Linked DNA regions of Homo sapiens: region 2 is linked to region 1. A link is a loop called in an ENCODE intact Hi-C map of the cell type or tissue named here. Cell type or tissue: PC-9. All regions are shown on one strand.

Region 1 (8,000 bases):
TTACACACACACACACACTTACACACTTTTTTTTTTTTTTTAAATAAAGACGGGGTTTTGCCATGTTGCCCAGGCTGGTCTCAAACTCCTGGCCTCAAGCGATCCGCCCAGCTCGGCCTCCCAAAGTGCTGGGATTACAGGACAGCCACAATGCTTGGCCTGTAAAACATACTTAAAATTTTGAAAGTAGACTGAAGGATGTTCCTTTTGCTTTTATTTCCAACACATTTTTAATGATTCTAACAAATCTATGGTTCTTAAAATTTTTAAAGCATTCCATCTTTTCCACCCTTTTTCTAATTAGTGATAAAATTTTATAGTGGTGGTGAATTACTGTAGGATGTTACTTGAGACCAGCATGGAGATAAAGCACAAGAGTTCTTAACCTGGGTGTCATAGATAGGATTCAAAGGGTTTGTAAACAACCTGGATTGGTATATAAACTTTCTGTAGATATTACAATTTCTGAGCACTGTTTTCATCAGATTTTTAGAGGTCCAAGACCCAAAGTAGATTAAGAACTATTAGGACAGACGAAATCAATAAGAAATGATTAAATTAACCCATTTATGCTGGAGGTTATAAGGTTTTTTTGTGAAAAATCGGACCTTGGCGATGACCTTGAGCAGCAGGATACAAATAACTCCCACAAGCTTAGCGTTCCAATAATGGTACACTAGGCATAAATGGGTTAATAAAATAAATCATGGCTAAACTACCTAAATATCTTTGCTTTACATCCACCTTACCCTATGGATACAATGATTCCTCAAAATTCTGTGTTTTGACCAAGCTATTAATACTTGTTGGCTGAGGCTATCCAGACAGAATGCCAAACCAACAATCTGCACAGAGAGAAGGATAAACAGGGAAATTAGAGAGGGAATTAAGAAATGCGAAAGACACTGCTCTAATGTTATTAGTTGATAGACAAATCAGAGATATTTAAAGCATAAATGTAGGCACATCTTACATATCCTTGAAGAATAAAGAAAATATAATTAAAATCTACAAATAACCCAAAAGCTAATTTTTTTTAAAACTAAAAATTTTTAGTTCTTCCCTCATCTGACCTTTTAGTAGAATAGCCAATTAACAGCATGATACAATCCTTTGGCTTTCCAGGTTACAATTTATTACTTCTTTACCCATCTCGTCATGTCTATTATAAGCCACTCTAGTCTAGCCAAACATTCCTTCCTGCCTCTACACTTTTGCCCATAAAGTCTTCTCCGAGGTAATTAAAAAATAGACTGTTTTTTGAATAAACATGCAAGCATATACAGATGCAAAACAATGCTAGTCTCATATGAATGGGTTTGGTGGAGGGGCAAAAAGGAATAGTCATTAAGAATATAAGCTTTGAGGGCAGTGAGGGGAAAGTATTAGGAGAAATACCTAATGCAGATGACCAGTTGATGGGTGCAGCAAACCACCATGGCACGTGTATACCTATGTAACAAACCTGCATGTTCTGCACATGTATCCCAGAACTTAAAGTATATATTAAAAAAAAAAGAATGTTGTTAAAAAAAAAAAGAATATAAGCTTTGAAGTATCTCTGATCTTGACTTTCAATATGCTTCACCACTTAATAGCTATTTGTAACTTTGGGTATGTTACTTAAGTCTTTGTTGCCTAGTCTGAAAACTGAGATCTATAATGATTTTGCCACAGGGCTGTTGAAGGATTAACAGATAATATACATGTAAAACATACAGCACAGTGTGACATACACAGTAAGCAGCAGTAAGTGAAGCCTATTACATATATCTTCAATAAGTGTTTCTTGGGCACCATAAATGCCAGATACTCTTTAGGTTATCTAGCAATGAACTATAAGGGTGAGAGATCTACTCTAGAGAACTCAGAAGAACTAAAACTACTTTTTTCTAGATTGCCTTGAGAGTTAGTTCAGAAGTCACAAATGAAAAAGTCTTACTATTTTATTCTTTTGTCTCTGACTCAAAATCTTTACTATGCTTGGCTCCAAATGACTATTTTAATAACCAAAACGAATACAGGAATACAGTTTTTTAAGAATTTTCAAAGGTATTTTATAATTTGGCATTTTCCTATTCATCCAACCAGGTCTGCCAATTGAACTAATAGAACTCTGGAAGACAAAGAATCTTGTCACTGAGATACCCAAAACAATGTACTATAGTACTTATTATATACTCAAAAAATCTTTGTTGAGTAGGAGAATAAGTAAATGAATAACATTCATTTAGCATAAACTTGAATGTTTTTAAGAACTCTATCATACTGACCAGACAACTTTAAATCATTTTTACAAGCTGCTTGGCCTTGTACTCTAATTTTAGTATTTCTTATAAATGTCTAAGAAAATAATTTTTTTACAAATAAAGAATGATTCTCATATTTTACTATGTATTAAGTTATAAAACTGGGATACAGTCATGGAAATACACAATGTAAATGAAATAGAGTAAAAGGTCCCCTCTTGTCCCCTTATTCCTTTTCAAATCCAGAAACCATCATGTTTAATCATAAAACCATTATGTTTATCTTTCCAGAAGTTTATTATGCACACAGAAATACCAGCCTCCCCTAATACACACCATTTTCTTTAAACACAACATCTTACTAGACATATATATTCAGCAAAAATTTACTGAAATCCAACAATGTAGTATATCTTGTTCTAGGCTGATATAGGTGAACAAGATAAGCAGAACCCATCCTCTTGCAGATGATACATTCTAATGGAAGAGTGGCAATAAACAGATAAATAGGTATGTAACATAAATTAGGAAGTGTGGTTACACTGGTGGTCCCCAGTGAATCACACCTCTTGGTATTACATATTGTGTAGTCCTCAATACTAACTCTGGGCTTGGCCATGTGACTTGGTTTTCATAAGCACTTAGATACTGGGCCCTGTGACTCTTGGAAAGTTCCCTCCTGGGTTCCTGAGCTACCATGTAAAAAAGGTCCAGATACTCTGCTGAAGATGCCACAGAGATGGGGAGAGAGAGCTGCCTGACCAGCCCATTGCAGGTTTCCAGCTCTAGTTGACTCTATACGTCTTTAAGTAGGTGAGTGACTCTAGGCAAGACCAGTGCAAAGACTGCCCAGTTGAGCTCTGCCCAGAGAGCAGAAATGGAGCAAATAAATGTTTGCTGATTTGACGCACTAAGTTTTGAGTTGGTTTGTTACACAACAATAGATAACTGAATCAGGAATTGAAAAGTATGATGGATTTTTTCACTCATACAATTTTCCACAGCAGTATACAGACCTACTCATTCATTATAACATATTGTAAGCAGACACGGAAGGTCTCCAGGGACTATAAGAATTTAATAAACATGAACTGTGAGCTTGCTTTATACCCTCCTGCCTTGCAACCTGTTTTTTCCCAAACCCTGTATGTTATGTGGTCATCTAGTCAGTTGGAATCAGCTACTGACAGACCTCAGCAACTTACACATGAACCCAAGTGAACTTTCCGCCTCACCATGCTATAAAGTCTCCACCCCAGGAGGAGCTATAGCATCATTATCATTACATGCAACCTGTGTGCTGGCATAATGACTGACTGTGTCTGCGCCACTGGGGCCCCTCCTCTACATGTGATGACGTATCCTCTCCCTTCTCCACTGATCCATGAAACCTTCCTGTCACTTTCCCTCAGGGAGACACTGCTTTGGAGAATACTCTCAGTGATCTCTTTCCTTGTGATAGGTAATAAAACTTCTATTGGTCAAAACCTGTGTTTTTGTGGACACTTGTTTGTTGCTTGCTAGGTGAACAAACCCCTTGTTGTTTTTTTTTTGGGGGGGGGGCGGGGGGCAATATTTCTATATTTATCAGCAATCTTCTTTTTCCACAGACTACTTTTTTTTTGAGACGGAGTCTTGCTCTGTTGCCCAGGCTGTAGTGCAATGGCACGATCTTGGCTCACTGCAACCTCCACCTCCCAGGTTCAAGCGATTCTCCTGCCTCAGCCTCCCAAGTAGCTGGGATTACAGGCACCTGCCACCATGCCCGGCTAATTTTTGTATTTTTAGTAAAGACGGGGTTTCACCATGTTTGTCAGGCTGGTCTCAAACTCCTGACCTCGTGATCTGCCCACCTCGGCCTCCCAAAGTGCTGGGATTACAGGCATGAGCCACCACGCCTGGCCTCCACAGACTATTTATTGATGTCCTTTACCTGTTTTTCAATTGGGTTGTTTGAATTTCTTCCACTGATTTGTAATAGTCGTTTGTATGCCAAGGAAATGAGCCCTTTGCCATAACATGTAACACAGATACTTTCTCTTTTTTCAAATAAAAAAATTTGTTTTGCTACACTAGAGTTTTACATTTTTAAGTAGAAGAATTATTATATCAATATGTTTTCCTTTATAGCTTCTGGGTTTCATTTTATATTACTGAGAAAAGAAAAACAGCTCAGAGCAGTCTGAGCTATGTGAGGCATGTAAAATTTATCAGGCCCAGAGAGACGTGAGTATGGGACTTCAGTCACACCCTATGCACCCATGCCCAGGGGCAATTGTTTAAAGATATTTTGTTCCTGACTAACTGACTCACCCATTATCTTCATTTTCCTGGAATTTGTGATACAAGGAATAATGTATACCCAATCAATAGCTTGTTATATTAATGTAATTTCTTGGAAACAATTTAGGAATTGCTTCCTTTCATTTCAAAACCTACTTGTAACTGCTGCTAATTGGAGTCTACATTCAGGGCAACTTGAATCCATGCTCCTGGTTTACAATCCTCGACCCTGGCCCAAATAAGCTCTACTTCCATGAATTTTGCCTCAGCTTCTTCCTTTTAGGTCAGCACTATAAAGGACTTTATATTACATGATTATTTTAAAAAAAAAACTTACCTAAATGTTTTTAGTATATTTAGAGTTTCTTTCCTTTTAAAATCATATTTACATCTCTGCTAAATCCAGAAGTTTTATTTGTATAGAAAATGAGTTATAGATTTGGCTTTAATGTTAGGAAACATTAGCTCATTGTCTAAATTGCCAAAATGTCATCTCTATTATATTCTCCCACAGTGCTTAGCAATGTAGTACAGTTAAGCAAGAAATGTTCATACTTATTGGATCAAATCCTATCATGTACTAGTTGTGCTGCAGAATTCTATAAATTACTAATAATTTCTGTAACAAAATCATTCACTATATAAAGTTGAGAAAAAGAAATAAAACTAAGAAAACCAAACATGATATACACATAAAACTGATATTAAGTACAAATGAAGATAAACAGACCTATTTTAAGTTAAAATATCCAGGGAAATAGCAGGAGGTGAAATTTATTCATTTATGTAAAAATCTTTTCTTAAACAGCTACCGTGTGGCACACACTCTTGCAGGTACTGTGGACACCAAAAGAAGAAAAATAAATCACAGTCCAAGGCATCAAGGAGTTCCCAGTCTAGGAAGAAAACAGACAAGTACTCAGCCAATTAACTTATAGTGTAACAAGTGGTATAACAGGAATATGAGCAATGCATTATAAGCATCCACTCAACCTAGGATGATCAGGGAAGATTCCTGCAAGAAATGATAAACTACACAGAATTCAGCGAGACAAGCAGAAGTCTGCAAGATAAAGACAGGAAAAGGAAACTTCAAGGAGAGGGCACATATAATGTGTACGAAGTCATGAGGGTGAAAGAGAACATGAGCAATCTGAAAAATAGGAAGTAGTGTGGCATAGCTAACATTTAAACTAGTTTGAGAAATGTGATGGAAAAAGATAAGACTGGAAAGATAAACAGGGGCTGAATCATAAGGATCCTTAACTAGTAGGCTAAAGAGTTCAACTGTTAACCTTCAGGCAACACTATTAAACAGGAAAGGGTCATATCCAAATTTCATCTTTACCCCCACTTATTTTGAAAAATTTTAAACCTATAGAAAAAAATGCAAGAATAGTTCAATTAGCACCCATGTAAACTTCACCTACATTCACCAATTAACGTGTTGCCACTTTTGCTCACTCTCACTCTTTTTGGTAAATGGTTTTAGAGTACCTGGGTGGTGTAAGGTTTGATCATTTTGTTAAGGTAGTATCTGTCAGATGTCTCTATGAGAAAGGCACAGTTTCCCTTCAATAGTGATAATCAACATGGTGATACTTCGGGGCTTTGTGAATATTCTTGTCCCTGGCAATCCTTTACACAATGGTTTCCGCAATTACTAAATCAATTATTACTATGGGGACTGTAAAATGGTGATTTTAAAACATCATTCTTTCTACATGTATTAGTCACCATTCTTCTCCAAGAAGAGCCTTTCACTGGATGTGGTACCTCATGCCTGTAATCTCAGCCCACTGGAAGGCTGAGGCAGGAGGATCACTTGAGGCCAAGAGTTTGAGACCAGCTTGGGAGAGGAGAGGAGAGGAGAGGAGAGAAGAGGAGAGGAGAGGGAGAGGAGAGGAGAGGGAGAGGAGAGGAGAGGGAGAGGAGAGGGAGAGGAGAGGGAGAGGGGAGGGGAGGGGAGGGGAGGGGAGAGGGGAGGGGAGAGGGGAGGGGAGAGGGGAGGGGAGAGGGGAGGGGAGAGGGGAGGGGAGGGGAGAGGGGAAGGGAGAGGGGAGGGGAGAGGGGAGGGGAGGAGAGGGGAGGAGAGGAGAGGGGAGGGGAGGAGAGGGGAGGGGAGGAGAGGGGAGGGGAGAAGGGGAGGGGAGGGGAAGGGAGGGGAGAGGGGAGGGGAGGAGAGGGGAGGGGAGGAGAGGGGAGGGGAGGAGAGGGGAGGGGAGGGGAAGGGAGGGGAGAAGGGGAGGGGAGGGGAGGGGAGGGGAGGGGAGGGGAGGGAAGGGGAGGGAAGGGAAGGGAAGGGAAGGGAAGGGAAGGGAAGGTAAGGGAAGGGAAGGGAAGGGAAGGGAAGGGAAGGGAAGAGAAGAGAGGGAAAATGGAAAATGGAAAAGGAAAGAAAAGAAAAAGCCAAGCATGCTGGTGCAAGCCTGTAGTCTCAGCTACTTAGGAGGCTGGGAGAGTGGGATTACTTGAGTCCGGGAGTTTGAGGCTGCAGTGAGTTATGATCACGCCACTGCACTCCAGCCTGAGTGACAGAGTGAGATCTCATCTCTAAAACAAACACAAGCCCCCTCTTTCAATTTTAATTTTTTTTTAGTCTCAATATGGACTCATGGATTCTTTTAAAAATCAATATTATAATCAATTTCTGTAACTATTAACATTTTTATTGAAGTGAAATTCATATAACATAAAATTAACCATATTAAAGTGTAACCTTCAGTGGCATTTGGTACATTCACAATGTTGTGCAATCATCACCTCCATGTATACTTCCAAAACATTTTCATTACTCATAAGAAATTCCTATGCCTATTAAGCAGTCACTCTACATTCTACCCTATTCCGAGCCCCTGGTAATCACCAATCTGCTTTCTATCTCTATGTATTTACCTATTTTGGATGTTTAATATAAACAAAATCATACAATAGTGATCTTTTGTGACCTGGCTTCTTTTCACTCAGTACAGTGTTTTTAAGGTTTAATCAAGTTGTAGCATGCATCAGCACTTTTTTTTTTTTTTTTTTTTTTTTTTGAGACCGAGTCTCGTTCTGTCGCCCAGGCTGGAGTGCAGTGGCACAATCTCGGGTCACTGCAACCTCCGCCTCCTGGGTTCAAGCGATTCTCTTGCTTCAGCCTCCCGAGTAGCTGGGACCACTGGCATATGCCACCACACCTGGCTAATTTTTATATTTTTAATGGAGATGGGGTTTCACCATGTTGGCCAGGCTGGTCTCGAACTCCTGACTTCAGGTGATCCGCCCACCTTGGCCTTCCAAAGTGCTGGGATTACAGGCATGAGCCACCAGCCCCGCCTCAGCATTTCCTTTTTATGGCTAAATAACATTCCATTGTATGAATATATCACAATTTGTTTATCCATTCAAATGATGACAGACATTTAGGCTATTTCCACCTTCTGGCTATTTAGAATAGTGCTGCTATAAACATTCATGTACAAAAGT
Region 2 (8,000 bases), 180 kb before region 1:
TTCTGCTGCAGAGGAATAAGAGGACTAAAAAGGATTATAAAATGAAATTTTCCCTAAGTGCTGAGAAGTGGACAAGCTCAGAGCAGCTGAGTTCTACAAAGGCCAGTTTAATCAATAAAATGGTTTTTAAATCAATAAACAATTCTATATATCAAGTGGAAGGACCATGGGCTTTGATATGAGAGAGACAAGCTGTATTCACACTCTAAGAACAGAAGTTATTTACCAGTTACTGTATCAGTTGGCTTAGACCCGGCTTGCTGTGGGTAACAAATGTGAACCCCCAAAATCTAAGACGGGTCTCAGTTAATTTAGAAAGTTTATTTTGCCAAAGTTAAGGATATGCGCCTGTGACAGCCTCAGGAGGTCTTGACGACATGTGCCCAAGGTGGTCAGAGCACAGCTTGGTTTTGTACATTTTAGGGAGATATGAAACATCCATCAACATATGTAAGATGAACATTGGTTTGGTCTGGAAAGGTGGGACATCTCGAAGTTGGGAGGGGGCTTCCAGGTCTTAGGTAGATAAGAAACAAATGCTAGCATTCTTTTGAGCTTCTGATTACCCTTTCTAAAGGAGGCAATCAGATATACATTTATCTCAGTGAGCAGAGGGATGACTTGAATAGAAGGGAGTCAGGTTTGTCCTAAGCAGTTCCCAGCTTGACTTTTCCCTTTAGCTTAGTGATTTTGGGGCCCCAAGATTCATTTTCCTTTCACACAAATGACCATGAAATCTCAGTGGCTTGCCCCCACAAAGGTTAATTTTTACTCATGTTACATGCTGCTGCTCCTGTGAATTGGCTCTGGGATCCAGGCTAAAGGAGCAGCCTCTGTCCTTTCTTTCTTTTTTCCACCCTCAGTTCCCCTGTATGTGACTCACCTTCCTAGCATGCTAGTTGCTTCTTTGGCTTTCCAGCCCCTTCCTCTTCCTCTGCTGTAATAGCCTCTTCTCCCTTGAAGGGGAGGGGAGGGGAGGTTATCAAATGCCTTTTTGACTGACTTACTCAGGGAAGAAGGAAGGGAGGAAGGAATAGCCCAGGGAAAGAAGGAAGGAAAGGATGATGGTAAAACATTTATCACAAATTTTCATGAAGGGCTACATGATCCCAAGTAGTATGGTGCTTGGCAAAGCACAGGTGCTCAATACTGTTGATTGTCCCTCCCTTTTTCATCTTTCATTTACCTATTCTCTAAGTAGCCTGAATTTTCTTTTATTCTAGGTCCTGTGGATTGGGAATGTTAGTCTTAGCAGTGTGTTTATTAGGACAGAATCCTCTCAACAAAGCAAGCTGATGGTCTGTGGAGTTGATCATAGTCACTGAATCTGTAGCTGGATCTGCTGATGCTGGTGGTGCTTATGGAATACCTGGCTTGTGGAAGAAAATGTACCTTACACTCAATTTTGCTCTTGTGAGAAGGCACTCCATGACCAGTGCCAGAGACACTGGGTTTTAGCAGATAAAGCATTTACCTATAGGGTCACCAAAGGAGGAGATGGGAGGGAATCTTAAATCCATCTGTCTGAGGAGTTTGGGGCTACAGTCTTTAGGGTTTTGGAGTGGGCCCAAGTGTGGAGAGTGTTCACTGGTCGAAGAGCACAGGGTGAAGTCATGGGACAGGGAGATGAAGAAGCTGTGTTCTTATGCTCATCCCGTTCTTCTGTGAGGGTCTCCAAACTGGTCGCTGAAATTTGGATCTGAGAACATCTTAAGCAATCCTTAAACAAAAGCCTTATGATTCCGTCAGAGATCATCTCTATAGGAACAACAGGGATGCAAATCCATTTTTAAACAGTCTTATTGAAGTAGGATATTTCCCTGACCGCTTTGCAGGACTCGCAATAGGGGTGCCCCATTTACTCAGCCCACAGCTCTCAACTCCTTGCGGGAGGGAGCGCATGAGCAAATAAGGCAGGAACTGGAGTACACAACCACTGGAATCAGCTGGCCACTTCGTCACCAGCAGGAGTGAACTCCACTCATTCGGACTCACTGCTCTCCACCCCTTATGGGAGGGAGCACACAGGTGAGCAGGTGCAGGAGCCAGGTGAGCACTTTTGAGCACCAGCAGGAGCAAACTCCATGCATGCCCCCAAGGCAGTATCTGGTGGGGTTCCTGCAACCCCTGAAGCCCCAGAGGGAGTGTTACAGTGGTCTTTTAGCTCTGCCATTTGCAGACAGCTTAAGTGTTAGCAGCTCTGCAGAGCCTCCCTCTGCCTTTTCATGTGAGGGAGCTGTCTTCCACCAGTGAGGGCAAAGGGCCAGTGTGACAGCCTTTTGCATCTGCACTTGTGGCTCCTAGGCTCTTGTTTGGCATCCAGGAGAAATGAGTTTGGACGAAGGAATTGAAAGATGGTAAAAACAGGATTTTATCGCTGATAAAAGTGGCCCTCAGCAGGAAGGGGAGCTGAAAAGGGGATGGGGTGGGAAGGTAATCTTCCCCTGAAGTCCGGCTGTCTCTGGCCAGATTCTTCTCTGAAGTTATGCTGTCAAGCTGTCTCTCTGAAGTCAAGCCACTTCTCTCAGACGTTGAGCCATAGTCTCTGATGTCCAGCTGCTTCTCCTTTTTGCCGGCTGAGTCTGGGGTTTTTATAAGCACAGGATAGGGGGCAGGGCGGGCCATGGGTGGTTTTGGAAAAGGCAACATTTGAGCGGGAGAACAGGGATGTAAGTTCTCACTTTGGGCTGCAGTCTCAGGCTTTTTGGCTTGAGGATGGGACTTTGCCAGGGACCTGCCCCTGTCTGCCTAGAATTTCTCTGCCTCCTGTCTCCATCATTATAATCTTAATGTCAGAAATCCTATCTTTAGGAACAATGGGGATGCAAATGGTCAGGATCTAGTGACTTTTGGCAACAAGGAAGTGTGCTGAATTGTGGCCTGATTAGTTCTTTTTTTTTTTTTTTTTAAGACAGAGTCTCATTCTGTTGCCCAGGTAGGCTGGAGTGTAGTGGCACAATACTGGCTCAATGCAACCTCTGCCTCCTAGGTTCAAGTGATTCTCATGCCTCTGCCTCCTGAATAGCAAGGATTACAGACACATGCCACCAAGCCTGGCTAATTTTTGTATTTTTAGTAGAGACCAGGTTTTACCGTGTTGGCCAGGCTGGTCTCGAACTCCTGAACTCAAGCGATCCACCCACCTTGGCCTCCCAAAGTGCTGGGATTAGACGTGTGAGCTACCGTGCCTGTCTGATTAGTTCTTTTTTTTTTTGTAGATACGGAGTCTTGCTCTGTCGCCCCAGGCTGGAGTGCAGTGGCACGATCTCGGCTCACTGCAACCTCTGCCTCCCAGGTTCAAGCATTTCTCCTGCCTCAGCCTCCCGAGTAGCTGGGACTACAGGCACATGCTGCCATGCCCAGCTAATTTCTTTTGTATTTTAGCAGAGATGGGGTTTCACCGTGTTGCCTAGGCTGGTCTCGAACTCCTGAGCTCAGGCACTCTGCCGGCCTTGGCCTCCCAAAGTGCTAGGATTACAGGCGTGAGCCACCGCGCCCGGCTGATTCATTCTTAATTATAACTATATTTCTGTCCAGAACCCAGCATGCCATTCTTGTCAACCCTGTGGGGATGGTTTCAATTTGGTCATTTCGGGCAAAAAATGTGATTATCCCCACCACCCTGAGTCTGGAGATTAAGGTTTGCTAAGCAATTCTTAGAAGGCCATTCCTGGCAGCACTTAAACCCTGAGGAAGCAAAAAGAAACCTGAAACAAAATCCAGATGCCCTTCAGGAATATGTGCTTTGTTATGGAGGGCAGTGCTGCCAAAGAGAAATGACTTCTCAGATTTTCCATATATTGTCCCAAATAATCTTCTCAGAAAAATAAACTTGGTGCCACGTAGATTAATGTGCTGCAGAGTAAGAATGTTCAGGCAGCCCTGGAAATGGTGCTCCCCTGAGGTGGGAAGGACTGGCAAGCCCACTTTCCCTTGTTCTCCCAAACTCTCTACCAAAAGCCTGCCTGAGAGGGGGTGGGCAGAGGGGCCTGGGCAGCACAGTCAATGTCCAAGCTCATTTTGGGTCCCTGTTTGTGTGGCACCTCTGGACTGTCAGGTAGGGCCACCTGGGTTCAGGTATTTCTGAATCAGCATTCCTATAGAAGTTATCTAATTAGACACATTAGAAATCAACAGAAGGAGGGCTGGGTGCAGTGGCTTGTGCCCATAGTCCCATCCCTTTGGGAGGCCAAAGCCAGAGAATCACTTGAGGCCAGGAGTTCAAGACCAGCCTGGGCAACATAGCGAGACTCCATCTCTACAAAACACTTTTTAAAATTAGCCAGTTGTGGTAATGTGCACCTGTAGCCACAGCCACTCCAGAGGCTAAGGTGAGAGGATCGCTTGAGCCCAAGAGTTTGAGGCTGCAGTGAGCTATGATTGCACCACTGTATGCCAGCCTGGGCAACAGAGTGAGACAGCATCTCTAAACAAAAATAAAAAAGAAATCAACAGAAGACACTAGAGGGAGGGGTAGGGATGAGAGGATGGATAGGAGAGGGAGTAGGGAGGAAACTAACACTGATGGAATATCTGCTATGATCAGACACCCTATGTAACGATAATGATAATAGTAATAATAGTATCTTACATTATTGAGCCTTTACAGTGTTCCAGGCTCTGTTCTAGGTACTTTATGTTTATTATCTCATTTGCTCCTTCCAGCAACCTTGTGATGTGGGCAATATTATTTAGCTCCACTTATAGGAACCAAGACATTCGGTAACTTGCCCCAATAGACATAGCTTGAAAGGGGTGGGGGCAGGATATAAATGGACATTATGACTTCATTTACTACCCACAACAACCCTATGAAATAGATTTTTATCATCTCCATTACGCAGGTGAGGAAACTAAGGCCCTCAGACCAGCAACATCGCCATCATGTGGGAGCTTGTGAGAAAAGCAGAATCTTGGGCTGCACTTCAGACTTTCTGAGTCAGAATCTGTACATCCACCACTGGGCTAGGCCAGTGGGCTCCAGCGATTCTCCAACTGGAGTATGCATAAGAGTCCCTCAGAGACTATGTTAAAACCCAGATTTCTGGGTCCCAGCCTTAGAGATTCTGAATCAGTGGTTTTTAGCTAAAGTATTTTGGCCCTCTGTAGAATTGCTTTTACCAAAAGCAACTGATACCAAGTACTTTTTGGTATCGTATCATCTGCTGATGTTAACTGATGATACCAAGTACTTTTTGGTATCATATCATCTGCTGATGTTAACTGATGCTACAAGCAAAATTTTCATACCAGATTCGAGCAAGTGTCAAAGTTTTATTTGGCCCGGAGTTTACAAACTTTTTTGGAAAGGCCCAGATAGCAAATATTTTAGGTTTTTCAGACCATTTAGTCTGTGTCACAACTATTCCATTCTGCTACAAAAGCAGCCATAGATGATATGAAAACGACTGAGTGTGGCCGTTTTCCAATAAAACTCAATTAACTCCCCCTCATTTAACTCCTAAAATGAGTGAACCGTTGGTGGCAGCAATGAGACCTAGTTCAGAGTGTATTTGAGGAACAGGATTTAAATACTTGAAGAGAAAAGGATTCTCTAAAATAGCTAAGTTAGGTACAATATGCCTGGTTAACTTTCTTTAGGGCAATAAAACCATATACTTTTGGGTTAACTTTTTAAAAAAGATTTTATTTTTTTAGAGCAGTTTTAGGTTCACAGCAAAATGGGGTGGAAAATAGAGATTTCCCATATGGCCCCTGCCACACACATGCACAGCCTCCCCAACTATTAACATCCCCCACCAGAGTGGTGCATTTGTTACAGTTGATGAACCTACACTGACATGTCATCATCACCCAAAGTCCACAGTTTACATTGGAATTCACTCTTGGTGTTGTACATTCTCTGGGTTTGGGCAAATGTGTAGGGACATGTGTCCACCATTGTAGTATATCATACAGAGTAGTTTCACTGCCTTAAAAATCCTCCGTGCTTTGCTTTATTCATCCCTGCACCCTAACTCCTGGCAACACTAGTCTTCTTTTTTACTGTCTCCATAGTTTTGCCTTTTCTAGAATGTCATATAGTTGGAATCATTGTATGTAGTTGTGGAGGCTAACGCAACTCCATCTTGGATGCCAATCCGCCCTGTTGACTTCTTGATTAACCTCAATTTAGGGAAGGCTGCTATCTTCCATTTTATCTACTGTTCCTTGTGTAAGAGCTTGTACTTACTGTAAATCCTGCCCTTAGGTCAAAACTCCCTTGACCATAAATTCTGCTCTAGGCAGATTCACATAGCATCTTGCCTTTCCCTATAATTGTCCTACACATTCCTTCCCTATGACATGGAAGCCCTGGGTCTGTGGGGGTCATAGTGTGGGAATCCAACACCTTGTCTGGCAGCTGCCCAGGACATTGTGGCTTCTCTTCCTAAGTCCCTATTAAATGTTTTTGTTTGTTTGTTTGTTTGTTTTTTCCTGAGAAACCAAATGTGTCAGCCTCTTTCTTGGCCTCTTAGCTTCCGCAGACTTTAGGGGTAGATTTCCATAGACCTGCCCATTGCAGAACAGTAGTCTTTTCAGACTGGCTTCTCTCTTAGCAATATGCATTATTTAAGTTTCCTCCATATCTTTTCGGGCTTGATAGCTCATTTATTTTTAGTGCCAAATAATATTCCATTGCTTGGTTGTAGCATAGTTATTTATCTATTCACTTACCGAACAACATCTTGGTTGCTTCCAAGTTTGGACAATGATAAAATTAAAAAAAAAAAAAAAAGAAGCTTCTGCAAACACCCATGTGCAGGTTTTTCTGTGGACATATTTTCAACTCCTTTGGGTAAATACCAAGGAGTATGTTTGTTAGATCATATGGTAAGAGTATGTTTAGTTTTGTAAGAAACTGCCAAACTATCTTCCAAAGTAACTGTACCTTTTTTTCCTTTCTAACAGAAATGAATGTATAAACCAAAAATAAAATTCTAAGCCCCCCAACCATCTGATTGGACCCCTCCTCTCGACCAAGGGCATTCCAAAGTTAACCTGAAAAACTAGTTCAGGTCAACTTTCAGGCCATGATGGGAAGGAGGAGCTGGACCTGCCTCATTATGCCCTCCTCCATTTTGGAATTACTGATAGAATAGAGTCTTTAAGTCTGATAAGAAACCTTTACAATCTATTCTCTCTGAAGCCTGCTACCTGGAGGCTTCGCCTGCATGATAAAACTTTGGTCTCTACAACTGCCTATCTTAACCCAGACATTCCTTTCTATTGATTCCAGGTCTTTAGATAATAACTCTTTCAAACAATTGCCAGTCAGAAAACCTGTGAATCCAACTATGACCTGGAAGTCCCCACTTCCGGTTTTCCTGCCTTTCCAGACCTAACCAGTATACATCTTACATGTATTAATTGATGTCTTATATCTCCCTAAATTGTATAAAACCAACTTGTACCCTGACCACCTTGGACACATGTTCTCAGGATCTCCTGAGGGCTGTGTCACGGGTCATTGGTCTCTCATATTTAGCTCAAAGTAAATCTCTTCAAAGATTTTTTTAGAATTTGACTCTTTTCATTGACAAATGAGAGCTCTGGTTGCTCCACTTCCTCACCTGCATTTGTTATTGTCAGTGTTCTGGAATTTGGCCATTGTAATAGGTATATAGTGGTATCTTGTTTGGGGTTAATTTACTTATTTAAAAAGGCTATAAAATCCTAACACTTTTTCAGTTTCAGCAAGGTAATCTCTTTTTAGAGGGCTATGCTTCTATGAATTGTGTGCTATTAATTTAAAAAATGTGACAACAAACTTGCATTCCCCCCGAATATCAAATGAGAGTTCCCTTTAACAATGTCCTGCTTTTATTCAAGCAGTCATGTTATTTTCTAATACTAGAAAATGTGACTGGGCACAATGGCTCACGCCTGTAATCCCACCACTTTGGGAAGCCAAGGCAGGTGGATCACGAAGTCAGGAGTTTGAGACCAGCCTGGCTAACATGGCAAAACCCTATCTCTACTAAATACTAAAATTAGCC

The links. Peaks named below come from ENCODE experiments on the same cell type or tissue, not always from the same donor. Only the 100,000 strongest peaks of a DNase experiment are listed, where the experiment ranks them.
Region 2: it touches region 1 in a loop (11-fold over the local background); 1 of 110 quality-filtered maps calls a loop at or near these places.

What each region holds. Positions count from the first base shown.
Region 1 is chr13:49,060,214-49,068,213 of GRCh38, reverse strand. The region is part of intron 2 of FNDC3A (fibronectin type III domain containing 3A); the gene reads right to left. Among named protein-coding and RNA genes, the nearest start is that of FNDC3A, 88 kb to the right of the region's middle. In PC-9, no CTCF peak of the experiment used is centred here; DNase peaks (open chromatin) are centred at 4,513 and 5,693; H3K27ac peaks cover 2,400 bases.
Region 2 is chr13:49,237,111-49,245,110 of GRCh38, reverse strand. All of the region lies in intron 1 of LOC105370203 (a long non-coding RNA gene), which reads left to right. Among named protein-coding and RNA genes, the nearest start is that of CDADC1, 6.8 kb to the left of the region's middle. In PC-9, CTCF peaks have their summits at 4,670 and 4,870; a DNase peak (open chromatin) is centred at 6,290; H3K27me3 peaks cover 4,496 bases.